Linked DNA regions of Mus musculus: region 1 is linked to region 2. The links are chromatin loops, found by intact Hi-C in ENCODE. Cell type or tissue: left cerebral cortex. All regions are shown on one strand. Each heading gives the region's core, and the rest is flanking DNA. Links, peaks and the distances in the headings are about the cores only. Region 1 holds the start of Kif16b (kinesin family member 16B). Region 2 has its middle 65 kb from the start of Kif16bos.

Region 1 (2,814 bases), core at 153-2,652, 66 kb after region 2:
GACCTCGAGGGTGAGGAGGAGCAAGTCAGTAGGCTTGCTTTATACTCCATCAGCAAGTGCAAAGGCAGGAGATCAGGGTCCAGGAGGAAGGCTGGTCTGTAAGTTTTGAGCGACCCTGACTGGGGCAGGAGGAAGATAGTTGATACTGGAGTTTTTGTGTCCAGCAGGTGACTTACAGGTGAAGGCATAGGGTTAACTGAATGAATTTACAGGGAGATAGCCCGGTAAGAAATCACTGATGCCAGGGGCTTTAGCTCATAAAAAAAAAGGGAAGAATAAGAAGAAGAAGGAGAAGGAGAAGGAGGAGAAGGAGGAGAAGGAGGAGGAGGAGGAGGAGGAGGAGGAGGAGGAGGAGGAGGAGGAGGAGGAGGAGAAGGAGAAGAAGAAGAAGAAGAAGAAGAAGAAGAAGAAGAAGAAGAAGAAGAAGAAGAAGAAGAAGAAGAAGAAGAAGAAGAAGAAGAAAGAAAGAAAGAAAGAAGAAAGCGGGTGTCCTCACTTTTGATCCAATGACTAAAGTTAAATTGCTAAACTGTCCCCAAAATGCAAAAACTCCCTTTAGATATGATTCCAACCAATATAACGACATTTCTATCTGCCTAAAAAAATCCTCGATCCTTTGTTTTCTTGGTACCCTAAATTTTGTGGTTCAGAACACATGCTTAGAACTCTTTGAAGAAACAGAGCAGTCCCTCAGAGTTCTCCACGACCTTTCGCTTCTCAACAAGACAGATGAGTTGACGAGCACGGGCCGTATAAAGTCAGGACCATGTTATTGGTTGCAATGCTCGTTTTCGGTAGTCCATTCCTCGGTTTCCTTGAGAATGCTCTAAATGCAGTGATCGTCCTGGGCCTGACTGGGTTTGACTTTCCGAGTTAGAGACAGCACAGCCGGTTGCCATTGACTTCGAGGTGGGGCTGCGCTGGGGCGTGGCCACCGAAGAGGCGGGGCCCAGACTTCCGGGCCCCGCCCCTTCGCGCCGTAGGCAGCTGCCAAACCCCGGTGCGTGGATCACGCGGGCCGGAGCCGCTCTGGGCATGCTCAGTGGCCTGGCAGGTGTGGCCGCCTAGCAACTCCAGGTCGGCCCTAGCCGAGGGGCGGGTGAGAGGGAAGTGGGCGGGGGCGCGGGCACGGGCACAGTCGCTGGAGTGGCCGGCGGCCGCGGGGCGCAGGCCTGTTGGAAGCCCCCGCGGGCCGGGCCGGGATGAGCTATGGCATCGGTCAAGGTGGCCGTGAGAGTCCGGCCCATGAATCGCAGGTGAGTGGGGCCTCCCGCCCCCCACCCTCGCCACACCCCAACCCCGGGCAGCCCCGCTCAGAGGCCGGTCTGGATTGAAAGGGACAAACCCCTGACCCACCTGGCCGTGCCAGTGGCCTTGGCGGTCCTGAAGGGCAAAGCTCTCCCGCGTTGAAGGGGACTCTGAGGGGAAGTGTCCGCGAGGCCGGGGAGATTTCCATGTACAGTCCCCATCCCAGAACGTGAGGCTCTCTTGCTCGCCCTTTAAAAAAAAAACACCAAGGAACCACGTTGGTGAAGTGAAATACTTGGGGGCGATCATGGAAGTGTGAGGGGTTCCCCGAGCTGTCAGACACACGCTCACTTGTGCCAACTCCAAAGTCTCTGTTAATCATGTTACCTTCTAATCTGGAGAGAATTTTCAGGTCCTTGAACGTGAACCCATCGTCTAAACAGAAAGTTAGCAGTTCATAAGTTAAGGTTTACATGGGGGATGAGGAAACTTCAACAAAGTTTTGACTCCTCGAAAGGAGAGTTACGTACGTGCACGTGTTTGACTCAAGTTAAGGGGGCACAAAGTGAGAACACACTTAGTGTGTAACCTCTTATATTTTTCCTACAAAGTAGTGCCTTGCATCGTGACTCTCCTCTCCTCATTGACTGAAAACCATTTTCAGCGACTTCCTCATCAGTTCAGAAAGAAGCTTTGAGAAAGTTAACTTTTGAGAAGGTTAAATGGGCTTAACCAGAGAATGACGTGCATATAAGTGAATGCCCTCCAAGTTGACGGGCGTAGGGCACACAAAGCAGTTCGTGTTTATTGCTGTTTCAGTTCTTGGACATTTGACTTGCCATATGGCTGTTCTCCCTTAGTCATGCTGTCTACTTCAGGAGGTCAGTGTTTGTTGGTTCTGACAGCCAGTTAGGGCAGCAGATTTTACTGGACTCTCCTGAGTCTATTTTTTTTTTTTTTTTTTTATCTTCAAGTAGAAGAACCATTATCATGCTGTAGATCCATAAATACCAGTGCTTTTGAAAGTCAGTGCATTTTGTGTGTGATTTTCAAATTACCTCTAAAACTTTTTAGGGAGTTTGACTTGTGTGTGTGAGTGAGTGAGTGTGTGTGTGTGTGTGTGTGTGTGTGTGTGAGTCTCAGGAGAATATTTGTTTCTTCACATACCCAATCAATACAAGATAAATAGACCCCTGGAGTCTTTTAAATGTTTTGTTTCTATTTTTAAGCATTTATATTATAAAAGGTTTTGTTTGTTTGTTTGGTTTTATTTATTTGCTTATTTATTTGTTTTTGGTTTTTTGAGACAAGGTTTCTCTGTGTAGCCCTGGCTGTCCTGAAACTCACTCTGTAGACCAGGCTGGCCTCAAACTCAGAAATCTGCCTGCCTCTGCTTCCCTAGTGCTGGGATTAAAGGCATGCGCCACCACTGCCCGGCAAGAGTTTTTTTTGTTTGTTTGTTTGTTTGTTTGTTTGTTTGTTTTTTTTCGAGACGGTTTCTCTGTGTAGCCCTGGCTGTCCTGGAACTCACTTTGTAGACCAGGCTGGCCTCGAACTCAGAAATCC
Region 2 (2,814 bases), core at 304-2,803:
TTCTGAATGTCTTATAAAGAATTTATATTGTTCTCCACAGCATTTTAATATTAAATGTCTTCAAAGCATGCCACCAGGGAAGGAATGTGTAAAGTGATCTGAGGGTTGTCACATGTCTATAATTACATTCAAAAGATATTGTTCACTTAAGACCTATGTAGTTTACATATGTGACATTTGTTCGTGATATGGAATTAAAACTAGAAGTGACATGAAAAAAACATAGAACATCCTTGGATGATATGGTATGGCCCTCATAGACCCATGTGTTTGAGTTCTTGGCTCATAGGGAGTAGCACTATTAGGAAATGTGGCCTTGTTGGAGTAGGTGTGGTCTTGCTGGAGTAAGTATGTCATTGAAGTGTGGGTCTTCTGTGCTCAAATCATGCCCAGTGTGGCACACAGTTCCTTCTGCTGTATCAAGATGTAGAACTCTTAGCTCTTTCTCCAACACCATAGCTATATGGATGCTACCATGCTTCCTACCATGATGATAATGGATTAACCTCTGAAATTGTAAGCCAGCCCCAATTAAATATTTTTATTTCTAAGAGTTGCCGTGGTCATGGTGTCTCCTCATAGCAATAAAACCCAAACTAAGATAGATGGTACCTTAGAATACATGCATGACAAGCACATCTAAGAAACAAGTACCAATCACTCCTTTAAGTGGGTGACTTAATTTTCCTGGAACAGCTTTGCTTACCTGTAAAATGGATATGATAATAGTAACTATCTCAGTGCTGTTGTGGGGACTATGGATAAACTTAAACAAAAGAATTGTAATCATGAACAGCCATTGTTCTTATGCATTGGAGTGAGTATGCTCACTCCTAGGTTACTGGAACAAATGACTCACAAAGTTAAAGTTCAAAACAGCAAAAGTCATTTCTTTCACAGTTCAAGAAGCCAGAAGTCTAAACATAAAGGCATTATCTGAGCTTGTTTATTCTGGAGAGCGAGTGCATATTCCAGACACCTCTCCAGGGGAAGATACTGCACAGCAGCCCTTTGTAAAGGTGTCACCCCGGTCTGCCTCTGTTGTCAGTCACTGACTGCTTCCCTACCTTCTGCTCCTGTGTCCAGGACTCATCTATAATGGCATCACTCACTATGGGACCAATGGCTCACCTCATCCAGCATGGCCTCAACAATTTCAGCTGTAAAGACTCTCTATTCAAGTGAGATCACTCTATGAGGAGCCAGGCAGATAGAGTTCAGGGGGACTCTTCGCCTGCTGCATGCAGTTAGTGCCATTCCCACAACTTCCAAACACTTAAAGAGCAAGAGAGAAGAGGAGAGGAGAGGAGAGGAGAGGAGAGGAGAGGAGAGGAGAGGAGAGGAGAGGAGAGGAGAGGAGAGGAGAGGAAATTCATGCTTCCAAGAGGCCATCTTGAATCAAAACCCATCACTGCCAGGGCTTATAGACTTTTGTTTGTTTTTTGTTTTGTTTTGTTTTGTTTTGTTTTGTTTTGATAAATAATAAAGTGCCAAAAAAGGGTAATTCACAGAAGTTCTACGGCTATGTTCCTGATACTGATACTTTGGCAGAAGTATCACTTTATATAAACAAAATGCAAACTCTTTTTTGTTCAATCAATAGTAAGCAAGTATTATGTCTCTCCCAACTCCTGTGTAAGCTATTTGTTTCCCTGGATTTCTGTAGCAATTGGGCCTCAAGTGATACTTGAGGCAGCTTTTGAAATGTGCCACTAGAGGGCGCGGGGGGTGTATGTTTGTGCTTGAGATGCACAGCGCAGGATAAATGAAGTATTTTTGTGCTGCTGAGTTTGAGCTGTATGTTTGTGATTGCAGGGTAATTTCATCTTAATGTTGACAATGCAGCTTTCACTGCAGATCAAAGCCAGATAGCATAAATCACAAGCTGTGTTCCTATTAAAAGCATATTGTCTGATGGAGACGAGACTCTATCCAATAACAATTCAAAACTTCCTTTAATCACGGAAGTTCAAATGCTGTCTTTAAAATTGAACTTTGGCACAGTCAGAACGGGCATTGCATTATATATGGAATAGCTTCTAAAAATAACTGCGGTGCAATGATTTGAGGAGACTGAAGATGTAAAATAGGTTTCAAGGTTTTCAGCCTGGAGTATATGGGCTGACCTCTCAGCTTTGTTTCCCAGAAAATGTGAGCATCAAGTAGCTCAGAAGGGTGACAGGCTTCAGAAAGATAGTAGCGATGATAACAAACACATAGGTCCTTGACATATATTAATTCATTGAATTTGCACAGCAATCTTTTCAATGTGGATAGCTCATAGGCACGTTTACTTTACAGATATACTAAAGCCCATGATCACCAAGAGGTACCAAATCACTAAATGCCTTTTGTCATGACTGCATAAAGAAACTAATGATGCCAAATGCAGAGATGGATGAGGAGCGACTGAAATTATCACACACCACAGGAAAGAATGCACAAAGATTCAGCCCTTTGGAACAGCTTTACCATTTATTATAAAGTTAAATACATAGTTACAACCTGGTACAGACTTCCCACTTCTAGGCAATTATCTAAGAAAAACAAAAACGTATTGCCACATATTGAACATTACATGAATGTTTATACCTACTTAGTTCATAGGTGCCTAAAATAAGCAACTCAGAAGTCTCCCATTTGGTGAATAGAAAAGCTACTCTGCATGCAATGGAATGTTGATTAAGAATGGAAAATGAAAGTATTCTCACCCAAAGGATGCTAAAGAAAAAAGATGGAAGATTCGAAGTGCTAATTATAAGAATAGAGAATGATAAAGGGTCATCACAATGTAGGGAAGGAAGAAAAATGACT

The links. Hi-C counts contacts between places; a loop is a spot of excess contacts. Peaks named below come from ENCODE experiments on the same cell type or tissue, not always from the same donor. Only the 100,000 strongest peaks of a DNase experiment are listed, where the experiment ranks them.
Region 1: a loop joins it to region 2, with 2.1 times the contacts of the local background. A loop is called at or near these places in 2 of 42 quality-filtered maps.

Annotation. Positions count from the first base shown.
Region 1 is chr2:142,899,767-142,902,580 of GRCm38, reverse strand. Kif16b (kinesin family member 16B) reads left to right here and starts at 1,117. Exons shown (of 26, transcript NM_001081133.2): 1 at 1,117-1,256. The coding sequence starts at 1,210. In left cerebral cortex, for the core only: no CTCF peak of the experiment used is centred there; DNase peaks (open chromatin) are centred at 993 and 1,433; H3K4me3 peaks cover 1,614 bases; H3K27ac peaks cover 925 bases.
Region 2 is chr2:142,966,365-142,969,178 of GRCm38, reverse strand. No RefSeq gene overlaps it. Among named protein-coding and RNA genes, the nearest start is that of Kif16bos, 65 kb to the right of the region's middle. In left cerebral cortex, for the core only: a CTCF peak has its summit at 1,710 (motif pointing right); a DNase peak (open chromatin) is centred at 1,728.